Regions from separate parts of the Homo sapiens genome. Here region 1 is linked to region 2. Evidence: read pairs that join two places in POLR2A ChIA-PET (ENCODE). Cell type or tissue: GM12878. All regions are shown on one strand.

Region 1 (4,000 bases), 230 kb before region 2:
CTAGGCCGAGCACGGTAGCTTACATCTGTAATCCCAACACTTTGGGAGGCCAAGGAGGGCAGATCACTCGAGGTCAGGAGTTCGAGAGCAGCCTCAGCAACATTTTGAAATCTCATCTCTACTAAAAATACAAAAATTAGCTGGGCGCGGTGGTGTGTGCCTGTAATTCCAGCTACCCGGGAGGCTAAGGTATGAGAATCACTTGAACCCGGGAGGCAGAAGTTGCAGTGAGCTGAGACTGTGCCACTGTACTCCAGCCTGGGTTACAGAGTGAGGACTCCGTCTCAAAAAAAAAAAAAAAGTGGAACCAATCCAAATGTCCATCAATCAACGAGTGGATAAAGAAACTATGGTGTACATATCCATATATATATATGATGGAATACTACTCAGCCATAAAAAGGAATGAATCAATGGCATTTGCAGTGACCTGGATGAGATTGGAGACTATTATTCTAAGCGAAGTAACTCAGAAATGGAAAACCAAACATCGTATGTTCTCACTCGTAAGTGGGAGCTAAGCTATGAGAATGCAATGGCATAAAAAAGACACAGTGGACTTTGGGAACTCAGGGGGAATGGGTGGGATGGGGGGAGGGATAAAATATTACATACTGGGTTCAGGGTACAGTGCTCGGGTGATGGGTGCAAAAATCTCACAAATCACCGCTAAAGAACTTACTCATGTAACCAAACACCACCTGTTCCCCTAAAACCTATGAAAATAAAAAAAATAAAAATAAAAAAAAACTCTTAACAAAATAAAAAGTGTTCTGGGAACTGCTGGTGCAGTGCAAATCAAGGGCACAGAGAACTTCCAGAAGGATGTCTGGACAGCTAGGACTGAAGTCATCCTGTTTAGAGCCTTAAGGTGAATAGATCATCATTTCCTCCCTTTGAACAAGAAGGCTGGGCACATTGTTAGCAGGTTAGATTGGGCGGCATGAGACTAAGGGTATGTTGTGAGGGTTGGGGGGTTGGGGGTTCAGACAGACCTGAGATCCAATGCAAGCTCTGCTGTCTGCTGTGTGGCTTTAAGAAAGCTTCCTAACTTGTCTGGGCACCGCTTTTCTCATATATGAAGTCAGAGTAACAAAGACTTTTGCCAGAGAGTTCATTTGAGGACTAGCTAAACATCTGCTGAATGAAAAAAAAAAAAAAAAGATAACAAATAGTGAATCAGCACATGGAAAGGTGTTTAAAATCATTAGACATGGCCAGGTGTGGTGGCTCACACCTGTAATCCCAGCACTTTGGGAGGCCGAGGTGGGCGGATCATGAGGTCAGGAGATCAAGACCAGCCTGGCCAACACGGTGAAACCCCATCTCTACTAAATATACAAAAATTAGCCAGGCATGATGGTGGGCACCTGTAATCCCAGCTACTCCAGAGGCTGAGGCAGGAGAATTGTTTGAACCCAGAAGGCAGAAGTTGCAGTGAGCTAAGATTGTGCCATTGCACTTGCAGCCTGGGCGACAGAGTGAGACTCCAGCTCAAAAAAAAAAAAAAAAAATCATTAGACATTAGGCAAATGCAAATTAAAACCAGAGTGACATGGCACTTTACACCCATGAATGGCTAAATTTAAAAGATTGACAATATTAAACATTGGCAAGGAAGTAGAGCAACTGGACTTTTCTTAGTGTTGGTACAATTACTTTGGATAGCAGCTTAGTGGTATTTCATAATTATAGTTAAACATACACTGACTATACGATCCACCAATTCTATTCCTAGGAATGTACGCAAGAACAGTGAAAGCATATTTCCTGAAAAAGATAAGTACAAGCATGTAGGTATCAGCTTTATGCTCCGTATTCCAAAAGTAGAGATAATCCAGTTTCCATTGCCAGATAATGAGATAAAATTTTTAAGATATGGTAATCTCTCATTATATTACTAGCATGGAACAAGATTTCTTGTTTTTTATTGATAAAATTTATTTATTTATTTATTTATTTATTTATTTATTTTATTTTTAGAGAACAGGGTCTCGCTACATTACTCAGGCAGACCTCAAACTCTTGGGGTCGGTCAAGTGATCCTCCTGCCTTAACTTCCCAAGTAGTTGGGACCACAGGTGCCTGTGCCACTGTGCCTGACTAAATGAATGTTGAGGCCGGCTGTAGTGGCTCACACCTATAACCCCAACACTTTGGGAGCCAAGGAGGGTGGATCACCTGAGGTCAGGGGTTCAAGACCAGCCTAGCCAACACAGAGAAACCCCATCTCTACTAAAAATACAAAAATTTGCAGAGTGTGGTGGTACACACCTGTAATCCCAGCTACTCGGGAGGCTGAGGCAGGAGAATCACTTGAACCTGGGAAGCAGAGGATGCATGAGCCAAGATGGTGCCACTGCACTCCAGACTGGGTGACAGAGCAAGACTCTGTCTCTAAAAAAAAAAAAAAAAAAAAAAAAAAAGTTGATATATTAGAATACTATTTAGCAATAAAAAAGAAAAACATGCAATAACATGCATAAATCTCAAAATTATTATGTTGAGAAAAGATGCCAGACACAAAAAAGTAAATACTAAATGATTGTACATCTGTAATATTCTAAAACAGGCAAAACTAAAATATTGTGATAGAATTCAGAACAGTGGTTGCCTCTGCTGGGAAAAATTCACTAGAAATGGGTATGAAGAAACTTTCTGGGTTGATGGGAATGTTCTTTATCTGGACTGGGCAGCTGATTACACAGGTGTACACAGACGTCAAAACTCATCCAACTGTACACTTGACATCCGTGCATTTTATTGTACAAAAATTATACCTCTTTTTTTTAAGTACTGGAAAAGAGTACAAAGAAAGAATTGCCTATGTCTTTTCTTTTTTTCTTTTTTCTTTTTTTTGAGATGGAGTCTCGCTCTGTCGCCCAGGCTGGAGTGCAGTGGTGCCATCAGAGCTCGCTGCAGGCTCCGCCTCCTGGGTTCATGCCATTCTCCTGCCTCAGCCTCCTGAGTAGCTGGGACTACAGGTGCCCGCCACCACGCCCAGCTAATTTTTTGTATTTTTAGTAGAGACAGGGTTTCACCATGTTAGCCAGGATGGTCTCAAACTCTTGACCTCATGATCCGCCCACCTTGGCCTCCCAAAGTGCTGGGATTACAGGTGTGAGCCACCGCGCCCAGCCTGCCTATGTCGTTTCTTCACTCCTAGGCTTAGTGTTGCGCTCAATTTAACCAAGCCCTTCAACCAGCTAGAAGGCCAGCTTTGTATGTATTTTGCAAGAAGCTCCTCATTAAGCTGTGAGTCCTGTCTTGGGGAGATTTATAGGAAGGTGGATGTTGACAAAAGGCCTGAACTCTTCCAATACTTCAATTAAGATGCATTCTAGGCCAGGTGCTATGGCTCACCACTGTAATCCCAGCACTTTGGGAGGCCAAGGCAGGCAGATCACGAGGTCAGGAGATCGAGACCAGGCTGGCCAACATGGTGAAACCCGGTCTCTACTAAAAACACAAAAATTAGCTGGACATTGTGGCAGGTGCCTGTACTCCAGCTACGTGGGAGGCTGAGGCAGGAGAACCACTTGAAACTGGAAGGTGGAGGTTACAGTGAGCCGAGATCACGCCACTGCATTCCAGCCTGGGCAACAAGAGTGAAACTCCGTCTCAGAAAAAAAAAAAAAAAAAATGCATTTGAGAAATATCCACTAAAGAAGAGAAAGGCCAATAGCGAGTCAAGAGAGAGCAAGAGCTGTTTTGTTGGTGTAACTGGGATGGAATCCACACTAGAGCCGGTGGAGGCGTGAGTGGGTGGTGGGGAGATGATGAAAGGCTGGATAGTGTGAGACACGGATTGTGCTGGTTACGAAACAGCCTTAAGTATGTTCGGCATAGACGCAACAGCAAACATCAATATACACTTATAGCAGTATTTTTTAACCAACTAGAAAGAGTAGGGGGACACAGAGGCAGGAAAAAAAATAAAATAAAAAATTAGGGCCGGTAATTACAGGCTCACACCTGTAATCCCAGCACTTTGGAAGGC
Region 2 (4,000 bases):
GCTATTTGACCTGGGATCATATCTTGGTCTCCAGCTGTAAAATGGAGATAAAGAAGCCTATCTTAGAGAAAGCTAGCATAAGGTTGTGACTAAGTCACACTTGTTTTTTTTTTTTTTTTTTGAGACGGAGTCTTTCTTTGTTGCCCAGGCTGAAGTGCAATGGTGTGATCTCGGCTCATTGCAACCTCCACCTCCTGGGTTCAGGTGATTCTCCTACCTCAGCCTCCCGAGTAGCTGGGATTACAGGCATGTACCACCAGGCCCGGCTAATTCTGTGCTTTTAGTAGAGATGGGGTTTCTCCATGTTGGTCAGGCTGGCCTCGAACTCCTGACCTCAGGTGATCCTCCTGCCTCGGCCTCCCTAAGTGCTGGGATTACAGGCGTCAGCCACCGTGCCCTGCCTGGCTAAATCACTTTTAATCTAAAGAACCTGATTCCTAATCCTAGCTCTGGCACTTAGGTGTGAGCTTAGGCAGGTTACCTGACTTCTTTAACCCTCATTTTTCACATCAGTAAAATGGGCTTAATAATCGTATCTACAGCAGGGCGAGGTGGTTTACGCCTGTAATCCCAACACTTTGGGAGGCCGAGGCAGATGGATCTCTTGAGGTCAGGAGTTAGAGACCAGCCTGGCCAACACGGTGAAACCCTGTCTCTACTAAAAATACAAAAATTAGCTGGGTGTGGTGGTGCGCACTTGTAGTCAGAGCTACTCTGGAGGCTGAGGCAGGAGAATCACTTGAACACGGGAGGTAGATGTTGCAGTGAGTCGAGTTGAGCCACTGCACTCCAGCCTGGGTGACAATGAAATTCAGGCTCAAAAAAATAGTATCTACCACATAACTTATTGTGAGGATTACATAATTAAGTCACTTAAAAATATAGAACTGAATGGCTGGGTTCGGTGGCTCACGCCTGTAATCCCAGCACTTTCGGAGGCCAAGGCGGGTGGATCATGAGGTCAAGGAGATCGAGACCATCCCGGCTAACATGGTGAAACCCCGTCTCTACTAAAAATACAAAAAATTAGCCGGGCACGGTGGCAGGTGCCTGTAGTCCCAGCTATTCGGGAGGCTGAGGCGGGAGAATGGCGTGAACCCGGGAGGCGGAGCTTGCAGTGAGCCGAGATTGCGCCACTGCACTCCAGCCTGGGCGACTGAGCGAGACTCTGTCTCAAAAAAAAAAAAAAATAAAAAAAATAAAAAAATAGAACTGCCAGCAGGGCGCGGTGGCTCACGCCTGTAATCCCAGCACTTTGGGAGGCCGAGGCAGTTAGATCATGAGGTCAGGAGTTCGAGACCAGCCTGGTTAATTAACATGGTGAAACCTGTCTCTACTAAAAATACAAAAATTAGCCGGGCGTGATGGCACATGCCTGTAATCCCAGGTACTTGGGAGGCTGAGACAGGAGAATTGCTTGAGCCTGGGAGGGGAGGTTGCAGCGAACCAAGAGATCACTCTGTCGCCCAGGCAGGAGTGTAATGGCGCGATCTTGGCTTGCTGCAACCTGTGCCTCCCGGGTTCAAGCTTCCACGGAGAAACTTTAGGGATATATTATGCATATATTATTATGTCTGCAGTATACCTTCCAGAAGAAACTAGAAACTTCCAGAATCAGCTATCAAAAATGACACCTATTTCTTTACATGATTACTCTTAGCAACTGACACAAGAAGTGAATGTGCACTAAGGGAAGAGGAAGTCCTGTGTATGCAGGTTATTTGTTATGGCCGGAACTTAGGCATGTGGGGAAGTAGCGGCATGAGCCACGCCCTACCCATGCAACCACTTTTCGCTTGGACTCTGAAATGTTTGGAAGCAGTTGGGCATGGTGGCTCACGCCTGTAATCCCAGCATTTTGGGAGGCCAATGGGGCAGATGACCTGAGGTCAGGAGTTAGAGACCAGCCTGGCCAACATGGTGAAACCCCGTCTCTACTAAACATACAAAAATTAGCCAGGCGTGGTGGCAGGCACCTGTAATCCCAGCAACTCGGAAGGCTGAGGCAGGGGAATTGCCTGAACCCAGAAGGCGGAGGTTGTAATGAGCTGAGATCGTTCCACTGCACTCCAGCCTCGGCAGTGAGCCAAGATCGTGCCGCTGCACTCCTGCCTGGGGGACAGAGTGAGACTCCATCCCAAAATTAAATTAAAGTAATAAGGTTAGGGACGGTGAAGTCTAATCCATTGATTTGTAAAACGAGGGCTCTGAGTCACGGAACAGTTACAAATGACTTGCCCTAGTTTCGCTGGGTTGCACGTGCCCTGTCTGGGCTCTAAGCCTAGACAAACGTCTTTCACTTCCAGTTCAGCCTTCTTTCCTTTGTATTATCATGGTTATAGATTTAGCAACACACTGGTGTGACCCAGGCAGACATTCTTGTGTTATTATATATATTGGTCTGTCTTGTTTGAACTAGATTATAAAATCATGTCTTTTCTTTTTTTTTTTTTTTTTTTTGTTTTTTGAAATGGAGTCTCGCTCTGTGGCCCAGGCTGGAGTGCAGTGGCGTGATCTTGGCTCACTGCAAGCTCCGCCTCCCGGGTTCACGCCATTCTCCTGCCTCAGCCTCCCGAGTACCTGGGACTACAGGCGCCCGCCACCACACCCGGCTAATTTTTTGTATTTTTAGTAGAGATGGGATTTCACCATATTGGCCAGGATGGTCTCAATATCTTGACATCGTGATCCACCTGTCTCGGCCTCCCAGAGTGCTGTAAAATCATGTCTTTTCTTATTCCATATTCTGATGATGTTAATGGGGATATCTGTATTACCACTGTATGTGGTAGTCAGTTGTATAAGGTGGGGGAAACATCTTAGAATGGAAGGAAATCTTATATAAGAGTGTGAACTTTGTCATCACACAGCCTGAGTTGAGTAGCTATGTAATCCTGGGCACATTATTTAACTATGCTAAGCACGTTCCCCCCATCTGTAAAAATAGGGAAAATAGGACCTATCAAATAGAAGCATTAGATGGATTAATGCCTGACACATACTTAGAGGTGTCCATTCAACCTCTCACTGATAAAAACTTGAATAGCTTTCATGCAAATCACCAAAAGGGGTGTGTTTAGTCTGTTAAGAGTTAGTATATCACTTGGTAAATAAAAATGAAACTCCAGGCTATAATGTAATGGTTTCCTCCAAAATATCCTTTCTTGGCCAGGCACGGTGGCTCATGCCTGTAATCTCAGCACTTTGGGAGGCCAAGGCAGGCAGATTGCTTGAGCTCAGGGGTTCGAGACCAGCCTGGGCAACACGGTAAAACTCTATCTCTACAAAAAATACATAAAAATTAGCCTGGCATGGTGGTATAAGCTTGTAGTCCCAGCTACTTGTGGGGGCGGGGGTCTAAGGCAGGAGGATTGCTTGAACTTTGGCAGGTTGAGGCTGCAATGAGCTGGGATGGTGCCATTGCACTCCAGCCTGGGTGACAAAGTGAGACCCTGTCTTTGTGGTTGTTTTTTTTTTTTTTTTTTTTTTTTTTTTTTGAGATGGAGTCTCGCTCCGTTGCCCAGGCTGGAGTGCAGTGGCGCGATCTCGGCTCACTGCAAGCTTCGCCTCCCGGGTTCATGCCATTCTTCTGCCTCAGCCTCCCGAGTAGTGGGACTACAGGCACCCGCCACCATGCCCAGCTAATTTTTTCTATTTTTTAGTAGAGATGGGGTTTCACCATGTTAGCCAGGATGGTCTCGATCTCCTGACCTCGTGATCTGTCCACCTCGGCCTCCCAAAGTGCTGGGATTACAGGCGTGAGCCTCCGCGCCAGGCCAGTGAGACCCTGTCTTTAAAAAAAAAAAAATCCTACACATTCCTGCTTCAGTACACAAGTTTCTCATCCTCTCCAAAGAAAACATTCATTTACATTAATCCTTCTACCAAAATGTTACAAAGTGCTTTCCACAAGACACTTTGTATATTAGTGAGATACAAATTATAGCCCCAAGTAGCTTACAGTCTCATGAGAAAAACAGATTTTTTTTTTTTTGAGATG

Evidence for each region. Peaks named below come from ENCODE experiments on the same cell type or tissue, not always from the same donor. Only the 100,000 strongest peaks of a DNase experiment are listed, where the experiment ranks them.
Region 1: POLR2A ChIA-PET joins it to region 2 with 6 read pairs; 2 of 35 experiments call an interaction of 5 or more read pairs at or near these places.

The regions. Positions count from the first base shown.
Region 1 is chr10:12,279,246-12,283,245 of GRCh38, reverse strand. No RefSeq gene overlaps it. Among named protein-coding and RNA genes, the nearest start is that of CAMK1D, 68 kb to the left of the region's middle. In GM12878, no CTCF peak of the experiment used is centred here; no DNase peak of the experiment used is centred here.
Region 2 is chr10:12,051,965-12,055,964 of GRCh38, reverse strand. No RefSeq gene overlaps it. Among named protein-coding and RNA genes, the nearest start is that of UPF2, 11 kb to the right of the region's middle. In GM12878, no CTCF peak of the experiment used is centred here; a DNase peak (open chromatin) is centred at 2,254; H3K4me3 peaks cover 774 bases; H3K27ac peaks cover 1,936 bases.